Regions from separate parts of the Homo sapiens genome. Here region 2 is linked to region 1. Evidence: chromatin loops called from intact Hi-C (ENCODE). Cell type or tissue: HepG2. All regions are shown on one strand. Links, peaks and the distances in the headings refer to the core of each region. The heading gives the core; the rest is flanking DNA.

The links. Hi-C counts contacts between places; a loop is a spot of excess contacts. Peaks named below come from ENCODE experiments on the same cell type or tissue, not always from the same donor. Only the 100,000 strongest peaks of a DNase experiment are listed, where the experiment ranks them.
Region 2: a loop joins it to region 1, with 8 times the contacts of the local background. A loop is called at or near these places in 5 of 110 quality-filtered maps.

Annotation. Positions count from the first base shown.
Region 1 is chr4:78,588,316-78,598,178 of GRCh38, forward strand. ANXA3 (annexin A3) reads left to right here. Exons shown (of 13, transcript NM_005139.3): 7 at 3,229-3,308; 8 at 7,066-7,122; 9 at 7,479-7,572; 10 at 9,004-9,099. Among named protein-coding and RNA genes, the nearest start is that of ANXA3, 41 kb to the left of the region's middle. In HepG2, for the core only: a CTCF peak has its summit at 4,268; no DNase peak of the experiment used is centred there.
Region 2 is chr4:78,537,229-78,547,091 of GRCh38, forward strand. FRAS1 (Fraser extracellular matrix complex subunit 1) reads left to right here. Exons shown (of 74, transcript NM_025074.7): 73 at 2,066-2,212; 74 at 3,303-7,041. The coding sequence ends at 3,896. Among named protein-coding and RNA genes, the nearest start is that of ANXA3, 9.6 kb to the right of the region's middle. In HepG2, for the core only: no CTCF peak of the experiment used is centred there; a DNase peak (open chromatin) is centred at 5,323.

The DNA of each region.
Region 1 (9,863 bases), core at 1,141-9,140:
CTAAGAGATTGAGGCCACAGTAAGCCTTGATCATGCCACTGCACTCCAGCCTGCGTGACAGAGTGAGACCTTGTCTTGGAAAAAAAAGAAGAATTGCTAAACACCTTTCAGAGGACTGAAAAAGCAAAAAGGGAACAAAAGGATTCATGCAGGTTATAACCCCCCAGACCTGAGACAACAAAGGAAAGAGGTTGAGGCTATCAGAAACTGGAAGCTAGAATGAGGGACATACCTGGCTGATGTCGGGACCTCAGGGGCTCAGAGCAGAGGCTTAAGGAGCAGGAGTTCAGATCTCTGAAAAGAGGGCTCCATCTGTAGGTACTGGAGCCAGTACCTACACGGGGGTCAAAGTGACTTTTTCTAGGAAGCTGGAGCCAGTTGCTGCTGTCGGGGTGAACAGCCTTCCCTGGGTTGACACTGACATGACTAGCCGTCAGATAGCTTGCACTTCTTTCCACCTCCTGCCTTCCAGTCCCCTCTACTCCCCAGTACTGGTGGAACCTAATAGGGAGCGGGTACAGACAGAAGTAGACAAGAGAATTGCTTAATCATTAATGCACAAAAGAGTATGTTTTAGGTGTTTAAAATATTTCAGTTCAACAAGGTTTACATATTTTACAAAACCCATCAGAACCAGGCACTGTTTCCCAAGTTGGCTTGGTATTTTCTGGTGTTTCTTAGAAGAGCCACTGCTCCCCAAGTGGACCTGCCCTGTGACAGATCCCTGGAGCCCAGCATTTAGGTACAAACAGTTCCAGGATGTGAGCTTTATGAGGATGAGGATTTTCGTCTATGTTGTTCACTGCTGTATCCTCAGTTCTAAGAACAGTGGGGCAGATAAGTGCAAATATTTATTAAATGAGTGTCCTCAAAATTGAGGTTAAGGTCTTAAGAGCCAAGTGAAACTTTTACCATTCAGGATAGTGTTGTGCAGATATGACAGATGATAATAGCACAAAGTTACCAGAGCCTCAATTTCTATGTGAGTAATGCTCTCTGAGGCTACAAAGGATACAACTGCATCAAGGTTACCTTGGTTACTAGAGATTAATGATACACAAGAAGATCAAGAAGGAAATTGTCTCAATCATGCATAGCCAAACTTTACAGAGATTAAAGTCACAGCACTACCCGAGGGACCCAGTTATGTTGTCACTCTCTCGGCAGCAGGCATCCATTGCTCCCCATGCTAATGTTTTCCGTGACAGTAACTGCTCCTCTTCCTTTTTGCTTCTAATGTTCTTGACACCAGCAAGTAACATCCCCTCCCCTACCACATGGTGTTTGTCTACCCAAGGCTTATAAATATTTGTGCATAGCTTTTGGTTATTCTTGGCTACTGTTTTCTTCATTATTTCCAGGAGTCTTTTGGTTCTTTGTTATTCTATTGTCTTTGTCTCCTTTTCTGTGTCACTCGCTCCCTAAGAGAGAAGATACAATGGGTTCAGGAAGTCACTATCATGTTGGCCCTCATAAAGGGACCAGATGTCTTCTACAGCTTATTCAGTACAGTGGCACAATAGAGTCTAAATAAAGAGAGATCTAAATTCTTAACTTTTTTCGGTATTCTAAAGTCAATGGTGTGTGAGAGAGAGAACACTGAAACAGGGATCAGGGACTCAAAGTTCTAGTCCAGGCACCTGTACTATTAAAATATTCTATTTGATTTTATACTCTACTGTGCCTCAAAATGGATAAAGTAGTTGTCAACTTAGGTTGAAATAATTTTTTACTCTAATATCCCACAAAATATTTGAAGGAAAGGGAGAGGCTGTGTGAAATGACTTATAAAGTCTCATCTAAATAATTCCAAAATTACAAAATACTTCCCCAAGTTCTAAGAAATGGGATATTCATTCTTCTACTTGATATTTTCAAATTTAAAGTTTTTTATCTAACTAGAATGAAGGATAGATGTAACAATATCACAACCATTAGGTTTAATGATGCCTACTAAATATTATTATTTAGAAAAATAACACACTTTTTTGGTGGATTTTGCTTATATGAATTGCTTTGAAAAGTTACAGATTTCATAAAAAAGAGACTTACTAAAATCATGCTGAAGAAGTTTCCATCTCAGCGCAGTTCTTGCTATTGGATAATCTCATATCACTTTCTATAATTGTCTTTCATTGATTTAAATAGATGAGAATTCTCATGGCTAGTATGGCTAATTTATAGAATTCTTGAGAATGGTGCAGACAGTTCAGATAGCCACATGGTGTCACCTACAACAAAGGGTATAGTGGCTCCAAGAGAATCACCACCCCATGGATGGGGCAGACAGAGATTTAAGACTGATGGGCACTGCACATCACAGGCCATGCAAAAGGGGCTACAACTAGTCAGTACTAAAATATATGAACACACAGTTGGCATTTGTAAAGGGAAATGGCATGTTTTGGGTAGCTTTCTTACTTTTGGGAGATACGAAAAAATATGGTTTAATTATATTCATTAAGATTAGGGTTAGATTCGATAAAACAGAAAAATTACAGTGGCTTACAAAAGGTAGAAGTTTATTTCTATCATATGTAGAAGTCTAGACATTGGCAATTCTAAGTCTAGTATGACAGCTACTCAAAGCTTTTAGGAACTCAGACTTCTTCTTGATTACTTTTATGCCATCACTAAGAAGTGGTCCTTATCTTCACAGTCCAAGATGGCTGCCCAAGATGCAGATATCAGTTCACATGTAAGGCAGTTGGATGGAGGAAGGACTAAGATGAACATGGCCTCATCCCTTTAAGGAGATTTGTCTGCCTTCATTTCATTGTGAATAACTAAGTTATAGAACTGTACTAGCTAAGAGGAAAGCTGAGAAAGTAGTTTTTAAGCTGTGTACATTATATCTTGCTTAAGGTTAGGGTTCTCTTAGTATGGAAGATGGCCAGAATGGAAATTGAAAGGCACACTAGTAGCTCATCCACCCCAGCTTTTCCACTATGCATCCCTTAGTGCCATTGTCAGATGAAATAAACCAAGATTTGCTCCAGAATGACAACTCTTTCTATTCTTTTGCATCTACCACAACACAGTGCAGTAAGAGTTACAAGAAGAATGTACCATCTCACAACAGAAAAGCATGAAGAAATTAAATAAAAGGGCAAGATTTATCTTATCACATACCCATTCTTTGCTAGTGTTGGCATTTAAACTTTTCTCTGTTTTATAATCATATTTTTCAGTTTGTCAAGGCTTAATTTCATTCTGATTTGGTTTCAGTATACAAGAAGAGTCTTGGAGATGACATTAGTTCCGAAACATCTGGTGACTTCCGGAAAGCTCTGTTGACTTTGGCAGATGTAAGGTTTTATTTTTTATTTTTTAACTCCCCAGTAAGCTGCATGCTCAATAACAATTTTTAGGGAGTTTAAAAATAACCAAACTGAGACAATGAGTTCACAATTTTCCTTATGAAATGGTTTGTTCATTTTACATTTTCATTGCCACCAAGCAATATAATGTTTAACCAAGATCATAAAAGCATACATAATGATGTAACAACAAAGAAAACTTATTTGAGTCAGTAAGTGGAGGTGTTTTGGTCAGGTTTCACAATTTTGACATTAGAAGACATTCTGATACATCATCTGACATACAATATTTATTTCCATTATAAGTGTCTCCATTTTAAAGAACAGGTTTATTTTCTTCTGGACTCTGAAGAATAAATATTTCTTTTGTTAGCTTCTAAATTAAATAGGAAGCATGATACAGAAGAATGATCTTTAGAGATGGGAATTAAATTGAGTATCAGTCTCAGGATTAAAAAAAAGAAAATGATTGCTGCAATTTCAGCCTTGCCACCTTGGAAAAGCTGCCAAACTATTAATCATCATGTGACCTAATGAGGCCACACCTTGCTTTCTCTTTTTAGAAGGCTTATGACTTTTATTATAAAGATGGTAAGGTCAAGGATGAGGTGTATTCACAGCTGTGTGTAAGAGAGAACGTGATTTAAACCATAGCTCACCAATTTTCTTTCAGCTGATTTACATAGCACCTAAATGTGAGAAAATCCCAACAACGGTCTCAGCCTCATGGTTGAAACAGCACCTGTCAAAGTGAGGCATTATGCCATTAGGAAGCGATTTATCTAAATTATGGTTTCAGTTACTTTAAATGTGAAAAACTTATGAAGGTTGAACCCACAACACCAAATTTATGAAGCATTGCTGCAAACATATGCTCTCAGAGGTATATATTCCTAAGTGCACATCTGTTTGTGTATGGACATGAATGCACCCACCCACAGGAGGCAGTATAGAGTAGGGCTCTAGGACAGGGTTCTAGAATCAAACAGGGCTGGAATCTCATGCTGCCAACTAGCTTTGTATATTTGGACAAGTTCTTTAAGTCTTAAAGCATTCATTTTCATATCTGTAAAACTAAAATACTAACAATAACAAGTACTCATAGGGTGTTATGAAGATTAAGAGAAAGAGAGAGTATGTGAAGTACTTAGTGATCAACACAGGGTGGTAGTGGTTAGTATTATATTAAGACCGATGATAATCAGCATTTATGTCATTGGAGCGAGCGTAAGTGAAAGAGAACAAGAAGAAAGCAAACAGCAGCAGGGTATCAGCAGCACAGAAAAGAAACCAGGCAAAAATCAGACAGTCATACAAGGACCTAATGTTTAAAAATAGGAACAAATTCATTTTAAACTATTGTAGCTAAATGTTTCATTCACCTATAATTTGCCAAATAATTCAGGCAATCCCGTGTTTTGGTTTTGTCTCCTGTCTTTCCATAATGTGCTTAAGTATTTGTACATGAACACACATACCACACACACACACACACACACACACACACACACACACACCACTTAAACCATAGAGCCTTTAATATCACAGTTGGGGATCTTTGAGGACTTTTTATTTTTTCTTTTTTGAGACAGAGTCTCACTCTGTCATCCAGACTGGAGTGCTGTGGTGCGATCTCGGCTCACTGCAACCTCTGCCTCCCAGGTTCAAGCAATTCTCCTGCCTCAGCCTCCCTAGCAGCTGGGATTACAGGCACACGCCACCACACCCGGCTAATTTTTGTATTTTAGTAGAGACAGGGTTTCATCATGTTGGCTAGGATGGTCTCAAACTCCTGACCTCAATCAATCCACCCGCCTCAGCCTCCCAAAGTGCTGGGATTACAGGCGTGAGCCACTGCGCCCCGCCTTTGAGTTTTTTTTTTTTTTAAATAAACTTTACTTTTTAGAGCAGCTTCAGATTTATGGAAAAATTGAGCAGAAAGTACAGAGAGCTCCCATATGACCCTATTCTACTCTCTCCTTTCCTTTCCATTATTATTATTATTATTATTATTATTTTGAGACAGGATCTGGCTCTGTTGCCCAGGCTTGAGAACTATGGTGTGATCTTAGCTCACTGTAGTCTCGACCTCCTGGGCCCAAGCAGACCTCCCACTTCAGCCTCCTGAGTAACTGGGACCACAGGTGTACACCACCACATTCAGCTAATTTTTTTTTTTTTTTTTTTTTTTTTTAGAGCGAGAGAAGGTCTCACTCTTGCATTAATTAGTATGTGTATTTATTATAATTGGTGAATGAATATTGATACATTATTATTAACTGAAGTTTATAGTTTACATTAGGGTTCACTCTTTCTGTGATATAGTTCTATGGATTTTAATAAATGTATAATGTCATATGTCTATCATTACAGTATGATAGAGTAGTTTCACTGTCCTAAAAATCCTCTGTGCTCTGCCAGTTCATACCTTCCTCCCCACCAACTACTGATCTTCTTACTGTCTCTATAGTTTTGCCATCTCTAGAATGTCCTATAGTTGGAATCATACAGTACGTAGCCATTTCAGGCAGGCTGGCTTCTTTCACTTAGCTATATGCCTTTAAGGTTCCTCTATGTCTTTTCATGGCTTGATAGCTCATTTCTTTTTAGTACTGAGTAGTATTCCATTGTATAGAATATTTATTTTACCTGCTGAAAGGCATCTTCTTTGCTTCCAAGTTTGGCAATTATAAATAAAACTTCTGTAAACATTCATGTGCAGATTTTTGTATGGACATGTTTTCAACTCCTTTAGTTAAATAGCGAGGGGTGCAATTGCTTGATTATATAGTAAGAGATATTTAGCTTTATTAAAAAACTGCAGAACTGTCTTCCAAAGTGACTGTACCATTTTGCTTTCATATCAGCAGTGAATGAGAGTTCCTGTTGCTCCACATTCTCACCAGTATTTGGTGTTGTCAGTGTTTTGGATTTAAGCCCTTCTAATAGGTTGTGTAGTGGCATCTTATTGTTTTAATTTGTAATTATCTAATGACATACAATGTTGAGAATCTTTTCATGTGCCATCTGTGCGTCTTCTTTGGTGAGATGTCTGTTGAGATCTTTCAACCATTTTTAAATTGGGTTGTTATTTTCATATTGAGTTTTAAGAGTTCTTTATGTATTTTGGATACAAGTTCTTTATCAGATACATGTTACAAATATGTTCTCCCAGTTTGTACCTTGTCTTTTCTTCCACATAAGACCTCTGTGTTGGGTTGGGCACAGTGGCCCACACTTGTATTCCCAGAGATTCAGGAGGCTGAGGTGGGAGGACAGCTTGAGGCCAGGAGTTTGAGACCAGCCTGGGCAACATAGCGAGATCCCATCTCTAAAAAAAATTTTTAAATTAGCTGTGTGTGGTGGTGTGCACCTGTAGTCATATTAGCTATTCAGGAGGCTGAAGCGGGAAGATGGCTTGAGCCTTGGAGTTCAAGGTTATAGTGAGCTATGACTGCAGGACTACACTCTGGCCTGGCCAACAGAGAGTGAGAACCTGTCTCTAAATATATATATATATGAATTTTCGGAGGAGGGAACTGAGGCCCCCAAAATTGTGTGATTTGCTAAAAATTTCATGACTAGTCAATGGCAGAACCAGAACTGGAGCCCTGAGTACATGATTTTTCTGTGCAACCTGTCCTGCCTTAAAGAAAAACCACTAAGATCCCCTGCTGGTTGAAGTACTATGTGTTAGAATCTTCTATCTTTAAAGGATGGCCCTTGTTTTCGTCCTCCTGTTTAGGGCAGAAGAGATGAAAGTCTGAAAGTGGATGAGCATCTGGCCAAACAAGATGCCCAGGTCAGTAACAAAGCGGGAAAACATTTCCTTTACCTATTCTCCTATGTGGCTGCCTTTGCATTTATGTGAAAAGGGAGAAAAATAGCAGCAACAGGGACTTTTCTTTTTTTTTTTTTCCTGTTTGAAAGAGAAGCCTGAAGCTTGGGGATCGGAACCCTAACTTTTTGCCTGCCCCAGTGGTAGTTATCATTCTCCTTGGCTCCTGACAGCCCAATTTTTGATTTCTAGTCTTCTGAAAGTGAGAGATTTAGATAATAGATGATGGCACTGACCTCTGAAATACAACTCCGATTCTTCTCATGTCACCTCTCAAAAAGAAAATAATTGTGTCTCTAATATCATTCTCTTGTGAATAGATTCTCTATAAAGCTGGTGAGAACAGATGGGGCACGGATGAAGACAAATTCACTGAGATCCTGTGTTTAAGGAGCTTTCCTCAATTAAAACTAAGTACAAACTCACATTACAATCCTTTGTGTTGTATGTTGTTTTTACAAATGTTTTTGCATTTAGTATACAAAGATCTAGAAAAACGAAGTTTAAAATTGCGAAGTCTGTTCCAGTTATTCACACTTCAGGAAACAAAATGGGAAAGCTGTATTGTAACTCAAGGAAGTACTGACACTACACTTTTGTTTTTCCATAGAGGCTGAGTAGATTACCTAGTGAGTACCAGGTAATAGATGGGGGAGGGAGGTGGCAGGGAGAAGAAAAGAGGCCACCCTCTAGGGTGAGAGTAGAAGGGCTTGTTCCTGTGGAATGGAGAAGCCCAACTGCTTCCACTCCACCTAACAGTTCTCCCTAGTTAGCCACTTCCAGAAAAGCCAGACACTGCAGGTGAGTCTCTGTTGACACATCAATACTGATTAACCTTTAGCTATTTCTGATATGAAGGTAAGTGGTAGAATGGATCAACTCTTATCGTCAGACCAGCTATTACATGGAATTGTGGGCACCCGCCCTCTTGCTCATGGCATCTCCTAGAACTGTTCTGGAAGCAACAACACCTAGAAAACTAAACCTTCATTTACTGTGAACATCTTCTGACTGTGGCTTCCAGATGCTAGTTTACAGAACAACCACACAGCAAGACCAAGCTTATGCTGAGTTGACGGAACAATGAGTAAACATAAGGATATTACTGTGACTTTGAAATTCTGAAATTGTTCTTTCTTAACTTTTGCATTAAAATCACATTTATTTTATAAAATAATGACAACAGTATGTGATAGTTGCTTTATTCATGTCTTTGTTTGAAAAACAAAAACCAGATAACCCTAGGTCTCTCTCCAAAATTTCTTTTTTTAAAAATGTATTGGGGAAAAATATACTTGGCTTACAAAATATGCCTGTATACTTGGTGACATATGTACAGGTTTTGCTTGGGGCAAATACTGATCAAGAAATTCAAATGCCTTCTGGGAGGTGTGAAGTAGGCCATGCCACCTTAGGAAATGATTCAGCACAAGGAAGTCTTCAGAATTAAGATTTCTTTACCAGAGAAAACATATTTGACTAGTGATTATAGTATCATTTCCCAGGTGCTGCTATAAATAAAATTTAAAATAGCCCAACTTACTGGATAAATTATTTATTATTTAACTATTTAGGCTATTTAAAATGCTTACTGCTTGAGAGAAGGGGAAAGAGAAAGAGAGATCATTGAAGAAAATCATCTAGGGAGTTTGGGTTTTGTTGTAGATGATTTCCTTAAAAAGGAACAAAAGAAAAACAAAAACTTCTGTGCCCAGATTTTCATGGTTTAAAGAGGGAGTTTTTTAGCTTGCTACTTGATCTTCTGCATATCAAATAAAAAACTAGAATATATTCAAATGTGCTCAACTGCGTTGCTTTAAATAATTTTGTGGTGCTTCTTTTTAGCATTTGATGAATACAGAAATATCAGCCAAAAGGACATTGTGGACAGCATAAAAGGAGAATTATCTGGGCATTTTGAAGACTTACTGTTGGCCATAGGTAAGACTTCGAGTGCTGGTAAACTAAGTTACTTTGCACTTGCTTTAACTCAGTGCCGAGGCCTGCTCCTTTTGGGCAAGAATCCTGACTGATCCATTTTTTTTGCTCCCTACAGCCCCCAACATGGTCCAGGATACACACAGTACGCTCAACAAATATTGTTAAATGAATGCTTGAAGAAGTTATTTTTTTAAGTCTTTTTTCTTTTTCTTTTTTGAAACAGGATCTCACTCTGTCACCCAGGCTGGAGTGCAGTGGTGTGATCTCAGCTCACTGCAGCCTCAACCTCCTGGGCTCAAGCAGTCCTCCCACCTCAGCCTCCCAAGTAGCTGAGACAACAAGCATGTATACCACCTGGCCCAGCTAATTTTGTATTTTTTGTAGAGATGGGGTTTCACCATGTTGCCCAGGCTGGTCGTGAACTCCTGAGCTCAAGCAATCCATCCACCTCAGCCTCCCAAAGTGTTGGGATTACAGGTGTGAGCTACCACATCCAGCCATCTTTTTAAATCTTACCTTGCTTTTTAAATTTGTATTTGTCTTGTGACCATGTTTAGCTTGTAGACTTCTTGAGAGCTGAAATATTTTATTTCTACTGGCATTTTTATTGAGCTTTGTTGAAAACTGAGACGTAGGCAAAGCACAGTGGCATGCACGTGTAGTCTTACCTACTTGGGAGGCTGAGGTGGAAGGATTGCTGGAGCCAAGGAGTTCAAGGCCAGTTTGGGCAACATAGCAAGATCTTGTCTCTTTAATTAAAAAAA
Region 2 (9,863 bases), core at 1,197-9,196, 51 kb before region 1:
AAGAGCAGACACTTGAGCAGATTTCCTCAGCTATGACTTCTGCCTAAAGTAGATAGAGCTCACTCTTGATATTTTCTTCTCTATATATGTTTGTGTTGTTGTTTCTTTCAGATCAGCTAAATACTAGTACATAGGTGGTAGTTACGATGAGTAACAAGACAAACTTCCATTGATGTCCTCAGAAAAGGAAACTCTCGGCCAATGTTTCTCAGAGTATGGTTCAGAGACCTGGAGTGTCCCCATACTCTTTCAGGGAGTCTACAGAGTCAAAATTACTTTCAAAATAATATGATGATGACTCTTTTTTTCATACTTATTCCCTCATGAGTTTAGAGAGTTTAAAAAGTTTATCAATAAAATTTCAGATTCCACATTGTAATGAATCTTTAAAAAATAACCACTCACCAAGTTTTGATTTAGTATCAAAAAAGAGGCAGGGCGTGGTGGCTCATGCCTGTAATCCCAACATTTTGGGACACTGAGGTGGGAGAATCACTTAAGCTTAGGAGTTTGAGACAAGCCTGAGAAACATAAGGAGACCCCATATCTACAAAAAAATATTTGAAAATTAGCTGGGCTTGGTGGCATGCACTTGTAGTCACAGCTACTTGGGAGGCTGAGGTGAGAAAATCACTTGAGACTGGGAGGTCAAGGATGCAGTGAGCCAAGATTGCACCACTGCACTCCAGCCTGGGCAACAGAGCAAGACCCTATCTCAAAAAAAAAAAAGAAAAAAAAAAGCCATAATTGTTTGAAAAAGCTATTAACTACATAGCTTTATGAGGCCAGATTTTCTTCATACACTTTAGACAAAACAGCATATCACAACTGATGGAATTCAGAAGCAGTTATGAGAATCCAGTTTTTTCCCTGAGATTACAAAAATGTAAAACATTGCCAGCTCTCTTTATTGAGGAAGGGAATGAATTTAGGTATTTTCACTAAAAAATATCTTACTTAAGTTAACATGTAATGAGTTTCTTATTGTCAGTTTAAAATGAATTAATAAGTAAACACTTAAAATTTTTTCAGGTTTAATTTTTAACCGAGTAAATGTCGATAGATATAAGTCACATAAACAAAAACTCTCTGGGGTCCTTGATTTGTAAGTGTGTAAAGGGTCCTGAGACCAAATAACTTGAGAAGTATTGGGCTAGAATATCCCACTTTTTGCATTTTGAGATCACAAAAGCCACCACATGTCCTTTTGAAAAGGACAGTGGGTTCCCAGAGTTAGTGTATTAGTCTGTTCTCATGTTGCTAATGACATGCCTGTAACTGGGTAATTTATAAAGGAAAGAGGTTTCATTGACTTACAGTTCAGCATGGCTGGGGAGGCCTCTTACAATCATAGCAGAAGGGGAAGCAAATACATCCTTCTTCACATAGGGGCAGCAAGAAGTGCCGAGCAGAGGGGAAAAAGCCTCTTAAAAAACCATCAGAGGTCCGGGCGCGGTGGCTCAAGCCTGTAATCCCAGCACTTTGGGAGGCCGAGGTGGGCGGATCACGAGGTCAGGAGATTGAGACCATCCTAGCTAACACAGTGAAACTCTGTCTTTACTAAAAATACAAAAAAATTAGCCTGGTGTGGTGGCAGGCTCCTGTAGTCCCAGCTACTCCGGAGGCTGAGGCAGGAGAATGGCATGAACCCAGGAGGTGGAGCCAGCAGTGAGCTGAGATCGCGCCACTGCACTCCAGCCTGGGCGACAGAGCAAGACTCCATCTAAAAAAAAAAAAAAAAAAAATCAGATCTCATGAGAACCCACTCACTATCACAAGAACATCATAGAGGTAACTGTCACCGTGATTCAATTACTTCCTATTGGGTCCCTCCCATGACACATGGGGATTATGGGAACTGTAATTCAAGATAAGATTTGGTGGGGACACAGCCAAACCATATCAGGCAGCCACTGACTTATGGAGAGGGCTTCACAGCACATACTCTCTCAACTCAACCTAAAGCCAGGAGTGATGAGTACTTTTCTCCTCCCAGTCACTGCCACCTACCAATATAGTGGAACCATCTTTCTAAATCTTGCATTTCTTTTTTCTGAAATCCTAGGACCGCAATCAGCCAGAGGTAACTGATAAGTACTTCCATGATGTGCCTTTTGAGGCTCACTTTGCCTCTGAGTTGCCTGATTTCCATGTGGTCAGTAACATGCCAGGTGTGGATGGATTTACTCTAAAAGTAGATGCACTCTATAAGGTGAGTTTGGTGAGAAGAACAGAAGCTTAAGACCAAGTCTACTTTAAAGCTTGAAAAAAAAAAAAAAAAGAAGGAGGACTGCAACATCTCTGGATTCTTCAACATTCTGCCATTCTTGCTGGCAGATCTTTTCTTATTGTTAAGCTTATCACCCACCCAAAATTTTCACATGTATCCCCAGTAGACCAAAACAATTATACAATTATTGACTTTGCATATAGTCACTTGTCATTGTGCACATCATGGCTGCATATGACACTCCAGTTTTTCCTAAGTTCTTTTATATTGCATCCCTTTTTGGTTCTATGCTAGCCCAGCTGATTTTCACGGACATATGAAAAACATTTAAAAAATCATAATACAATACAGCAATTTAGAATAGCAAGAATTACTATTTGATAAACACAAATACCTTAAGTCTTAGCAATGAACATGAACTTTCAAGATGAAATTTCACTTTTTTTGTCTCTAAATATTAATCTATGACCCTTCAGAACTATTATCATGCTTCAGAAGTTATTTCGAAACCATGAAGCATTTTAATGGAGGAAGATGAGGGGGAGATAAAATACTTGATGATATAGCCTGATTGAGAAGGTGTTTAGAAAATGTTTGTCACGTATCTGTGTATTATGCACAGAGTATATGTTTAGTGAATATTTTGTTGAATGACTCCATTTTCGCTGAAGTTCACCAATAAATAGTAAATTGGCATAACACATAATTGAAGGTCACTGTAAATAAATGTGGTTTTTAATGCTATTATTTCACTGCTATCAATAAAGACAGACAAATATAAGCATTCACTTAGCTAAAGAGACCATGAAAGATAATTTCTTAGGCTATTCCATGTACACATAGGGAAACAAAAAAGAATCCGAATAGCTGACTCAAGATCATCTTAATTTGGAAATAAAATAGAACCCATATCTGGTTCAGTTCTCTATGTATTAGTAGACACCAACCATTGCTAATGCTTTTCTGGAAATCAGTTATCTATCAAGGCATATAGTGGCAATTATCCTTCCATTTCCTTTCTTCAGAGGTGGTCTGTGGGCAACAACAACATGTTCGGTTTGTCCCCCTGCAGGTGGAAGCAGGACACCAGTGGTATCTCCAGGTCATCTACATCATTGGCCCTGACACCATCTCAGGGCCCCGGGTCCAGCGCTCTCTCACAGCTCCACTCAGACGCAACCGAAGGGACCTGGTAGAGCCCGATGGCCAGCTGATCCTTGATGATTCCCTCATCTATGACAATGAAGGAGACCAAGTCAAGAATGGCACCAATATGAAGTCCCTGAATCTGGAGATGCAAGAGTTGGCGGTAGCTGCGTCCCTGTCACAGACTGGGGCGTCCATTGGCAGTGCCCTGGCTGCAATCATGCTTCTACTTCTGGTGTTTTTGGTGGCTTGTTTTATCAACAGGAAATGCCAGAAACAGAGGAAGAAGAAGCCCGCAGAGGACATTTTGGAAGAATATCCTCTGAATACCAAGGTAGAAGTGCCCAAGAGGCACCCGGACCGGGTGGAGAAGAACGTGAATAGACACTACTGCACTGTGCGGAACGTCAACATCCTGAGTGAGCCTGAGGCGGCTTACACGTTCAAAGGTGCTAAAGTCAAAAGACTGAATCTAGAAGTCAGAGTTCACAACAATTTACAAGATGGAACAGAAGTTTAATGGAGGAGACCTATGTGTATTTTTTTCTAAAATCATTTTTATAAAATGGGGGGAAATACTGGTATTTTTATAATCTCGCAGATAAAAAAGGGAAAACTATAGCTTTGAGTGGCAGACAGCACACATCACATGCATCAACTCACAACTGAGCTACCTCATTCAGCAAAGAACCACTGAGAACCCCAGAGTATTACAGTTATTTCCGTAGATCCCTTTAATAGTGTCAACAACTGTACACAGCTCCTTCTGTAAGGCTGGTCTTAGAAAACAAGTACTTTAGTATCAGGACAGGAGTTGAACAATTAGGTTAGCAGATGGAGATGAGAGGACTGGGTAGAGTACCATGGCAGATCTCAGAGAGAAGAAGTAGGTACGGGCCTTTGGTTCCCTCCCCCAGCCCCAGCTTTCTCCTACAGGGCTTTTCCTGAGTCCCCAGACAGCAGAGTATGAACTGCTGACACCCAGATTCCATTAAAAATTCTGCTAATCGACACAACACATATATTTGCTCATGATTTCACTTGACAGCGTATGCTCCTTGGCCTCTAATTGTACTTTGCTTTTCCAGAGCCCTTTTTACCTGGGGATTTCAGTGTGCTTAAGTAAAATCCTCTGAAAACCACGGGAGCCTCTGCCTCCTCAGCCACAGAGAACTCCCTCCTACAAAGGGGGAGACTGAAACCCGAGTTAAGGAGGGGCCTGGCAGGCGTATCAGAGCACATTAGTGATGCCCTTCACCCCAGGGAGGTGTCTGTTCCCAACTAGTTTATGTGGCACTGAGACATCCATCCCTGACCAAGGATGCTGCGAAACAGGATCAATGTACTACGGCCTTTTAATTCAACATTGCCATAAATGCTTTAAAGAAAACCCACCACACTTTCCTCCTACTCCGGTCTTTGCCCGTTCCTGTAACAGACAATCCCATGTCCTAGGTATGGTTTTTTATTCTGTTAGTGCTTCGGGAAAGTAAGTGATTCATTTGAATAAGGCAAATTAGGAGAAAGCCCAGGTTGGGGTGAAATCAGACTTAACAGATACATGCTGGTTCTCCTTGCTGTGTGTGACACAGCAGACAGAGGCACTATTCCTGGTGCAGTATTTCAGGGATTTCTCTTTGAGGGGTTCTTTTCTGGTAGCTCAGGCAATTATTTTTACCATATCAGCACATGACAAGGCCATGAACACATGGCTCTAAAATAATTTAGTGTTCAAGTATCAGCTTAACTATTTTGTGTAGGCTACACACAGCTTGCTTTTGTTTCTCTTCTGTTTCTGCCTTATTGGCGGAAACATAAGCGTGCATGCCATGTTGTTTTGAATTGGAGGCACAATTTCATTATTCGAGAGTAAAAGACATGTCCTCTTCTGATGCATGGCACACCATAGTCACCAAGCAAATAACAGAGCCTTCACATTGTGTAATATTTGTATGAGAATGACTCAAGCTCTTTGAGAACATTCCAAACTAGTAACATTTCGCTACTAAAAGCTAGAAAGGATGAACTGTGAAAGGTTCTAGGCAGCTCTGTGAGACTCCAAGCTCCTTGAAAGTAGGACCTTTGTGAGCCACGCCTTTCATTCTTCAACAGTGCCTTGCATGTAACAAGCACTCCAGAAATGTTTGTTGAATGAATGAATGGTGTCATGGGTGAATGATGGGGAGTAAATTTAGGAAGGGGAAGTGAGAGAGTATGGTGGCAATATCACAAGGGAGGAGAGAGGAAAACAATTATCTTCTCTACTTGGATTATGAGATAACCTTTTCTTGGAGGAAAGAAACACCGCTTTACAAAGGCATGACTCTGGCGGTGGTCCTAAGGAAGCATGAGCAGAAAATTCATAAAAATGTATCATCAGCAGGAGATGAGACTATGAATTGGCATCCAGAACAGGAGATTTAGAGCAAAATCTAATTTAGCATTCTGAGATGAGTGTCAGGTTTTCAGGAGAGAATGAGTTGGGGTGAGCCCAGAGTCTGAAACTCCTGACTGGTCAGGTGCTACTTAAGACCAGCTTGGGCAATTCAGGGCAGAACTCCTGTATCAGCCTCATGGACACCCAGAATTGGTATCTCATGGCTGGAGAGCTGATCAGCCAGGCACAGAATCTCCAGAACAACCTAGAGAGTGAATGCTAATTTGTAGAGCGAACTTCCATTTGGCCCATTATTTGTAACTGTGTAACTGCTCCAAGTGCCAGAATGCTTACACGTTAAAGCAGCACCTTTCCATTTGCCCACATATTCTTCTTGCACACCCCTTCCATTACTGCTGAATAGGACATTGCATGGGAAGAGTACAGAGGTGGCAGAATGAAGCTAGAGTGGGAAGGACTAAAGACTGAGCCCCAGAGTGCTCCCAGCAACCGCCACGTACAAGGTCTGAAATGACAAGGGCAAGAGTGAGATAGGAAACTGTGTGTGAAAGGAAAGCCCTTGCAGTATTTCTGCCTCCCTTTCTTTCTGCCTTTCACCCCACTAAATGTATGTTATTGAATGCCAGTACTTCTCTAGTGGATGCACACTTGTTAAATAGTGTTAAGAGATGTGGAGATGAGATATACCCCTTTGATGTAGAATTATTCATTTGGTTTGTTTCATACTTCATTATAGGAATCAAGTAATTTGATGACTAATGTGGATTATATTTCAGTCAAAGCTCTGCTTTCAATTTCTCTGATTTGCTCACTAATGCCTTGTGTGTGTTTTACTAACCTTTTATATCTTGCCTTCAAGTGAGAAGGAACAAACAACTCTCAGTGGTTACTACTTGCTTTTATATGCTGGCTGTGAAGGTTAAAAGAAAGAATGGTCTGTACCATTCTGCTTTGCTGCCCTTTTATTGTACCCCAGGCCTCCTAGAGGACTCCTGCAGATTCTATTGTTGGGTGGGAAATAGTGTTGGAATGTGTTTGCACAGTCTTATGATATTCAGTCTCAGTCTGCTATAGGTATTTGTTATTCTTGGATACTACACACCTGCTCAGACTGAGTAAACATTTGTGGTGCTGTCAACCTGATTTCTTGACTCTCAAATGATTTTTGTATTTCCAATATGAATTTGTGTGTTATGAATTTCTGATTTCTCCAATAGTATATGCCACTATATAAATTTGTATTAATAAATGACAGTCTTGTTGGTTTTTTGTTTGTTTTCCTATGTTCTTTTTAGATTATATCTCTTATGAATATAGACATTGCCATTAAGATGCCAAAATTCATTCTAAATTTGAAGCGGTCTTCTGGAGAAAACCCTTCTAATGAGGGTGAATCTGAGACGCTCATTAACTGTGTTCAGAGTAAGATGCTGAATAAATTATATGTTTCCAGATTATCATAGGTCTTTGGCAATCAGTTGAAATTCTGAGACAAAGAGGAATAATTAAAATTTCCATGTGCCATATAATAAGATGATTTTTGTATTTATTATCAAAACTTCTAAAGAGACATGATATAGTATGAGGGTGGCTTATGTCCTTCTGTGCACATGCAAATATTTGAGCATCCATCACTGACCCTGGAAAAGACCAAAGCTCCAAACAAGAGTTTATAGGCTCATGGAAGGAAAAATCAGAGTCAAAATGGAGCTGTACCCAGCTGGTCTTTGCATTCTGCAAGCCTGTGCATTTGTGTGCCTTTCCCTTCTGATAAAACAAATAACTGCCAATAACAGTGACCAGCAGGGCTCTGTTGGCACGTTTGCAAACTCAGCAAGACTTGAGAAAGCATGTTTATAGAAAATCTGGGGAAGGGATGCCACAACCAATCCTGGAAGTTGCTGAGATGCTGCCAGGAGCTTAATGTAAACTTCCAATCCTCACAATTTCCTGTGATTATCCGTTGCCTTAGAGCAGACTCTCTGCCCTGGAGTTCACTTCTCTAGAGTGCAGAGAAGCTGTACCAGGAATTAATCTAAGAATTGTTAGGATTGTCTATAAAAATGCTTCTGAGACTGGAAATGTCATGGCCATAAAATTTAGGGATCTTGAGGAATAGTGGCAGAAAATGAGTTCCCATTTAGAATTTAAAATGCCTCATAGACTGCTTTTGAAGAAATGCACTGGGAGTGGTGGAAGGAGACTATATTTGGAATATGTTATTACATTCAACTACATGAAATTGATTTGATAGGTTAAAAATAGTCCAATATCAATAGTTTTGTATGTCTCAACCTAATATTATGATACCACAATATGTAATAGAGATTCTGTCCCCAAATGAGCCACAGAGAACTCTTAACTAGAACCCTGTGTGCTGAGAGTAGCTAATGCCCCAGGACTGTTACAGGGACTATATCAAATGATATATTGGGCATATCTGGCAATGCTCCGATCAAGAACAATGACTCACTTATATTCTGTACCTCATTCAGTCTTCATAACAACCCCGTGAGACATAGTTGTCCTGGATAAGTTCCTTTGAAAGTTTCATATGAATTTCAGAATTTCAAATCTTTGAAGGCCTTCACAAGCACAACTTGATGTTGCTTTAAAATGGTCCCAACTCCTATCACCTAAATTTAATGCTTGTCATGAAAAATTACATCACTTGATTAATACAACAAAATAGACCTATGCTGCAACCCTCTCTAAAAAAGCTAGCAGAATTTTATCCCTAGGCTCATTTTGGTTTAAGGCCAAGTTCCAAGATTACTCAGCAAGTTATAAAAGTTATTAGAATTTCGGTCTATGGGATAATTTTCATAAATTGTGAAAAACTAGTATCAAGATATCTCAGTTCCAAGACTACTCAGCAAGTTATAGAAGTTATTAGAATTTCAGTCTCTGGAATAATTTTAATAAATTGTTAAAAACTAGTATCAAGATATCTCCCTTAAACATCCCACTAAGGAATGCTTTAAAAATGAACCAGTGCTGGATACTAGCAACTCCCAAGAGTCCCTCTGCGGCTGATTCTGTTGCTGCACACTGAATCTGCCCTGCCCTGTGCTCTGGGAAACCGACTTTTCATCAACTGCTTCTTCAAGGCTCCCTTGCCTCTTGCTTCTGGTTGAGGTTGGCCAAGTGGAACCACTGATGAGAGAGAAGATGATGTGTGTTTAGCCTCCTCCCTGCTTCCTTCTGCCTTGTGATTCTGGGGTGGCTGCATCCCTCCCTGGCCACAGGTGTCACGGGTTCTGATGAAACCCCTTCCCTCCCTTGCCCACGCAAGGCTAGTCATGATTTCATCCTGTCCCTAGTCCTTGGAGACTATATCATCCCTGTGGATACCTAACCGAACTCTGCCCATGCGTTTGTAAATAGCTCCTTTATTTGACTCTTTATTCAGACCCTTTAAGTACTCTGTCTTTCTGTCCAAACTCTTACACAGTCCTTAAATTCAGTGCCATTTGGTTCCACTTCTCTAATGTAAATCAAAATTAAATACTTGAACTCAAATCTTGTCTCAATTTTAAATTTGCTTGTTATTATAAAGAGTGATGTGCTGATAAATGCTTCACAACTGACCTTTCGGGTAAAGGGAAGCTCCATTTACAGTATTTCCTAGTTTTTGTGTTGTATATACTCCCATTATGGCTGAATACAACCCATTAGCATAATTTCACTGAATGTGGAGTTGGGAAGAGATGCACAGTAGTACCACTTTATGCACTATTTTTCTTTTCTTTTTTTTGAGTCGGAGTTTCGCTCTTGTTGCCCGGGCTGGAGTACAATGGCACCATCTGGGCACACTGCAACCTCCGCCTCCCAGGTTCAGGCGATTCTCCTGCCTCAGCCTTCCCGAGTAGCTGGGATTACAGACATGTGCCACCATGCCCGGCTAAATTATTATTATTATTTTTTCTTTCTGTTTTTCTTGGTTTTTTTTTTTTTTTTAAGATGGAGTCTCGCTCTGTCGCCCAGGCTGGAGTGCAGTGGCGCAATTTCGGCTCACTGCAAGCTCCGCCTCCCGGGTTCATGCCATTCTCCTGCCTCAGCCTCCTGAGTAGCTGGGACTACAGGCGC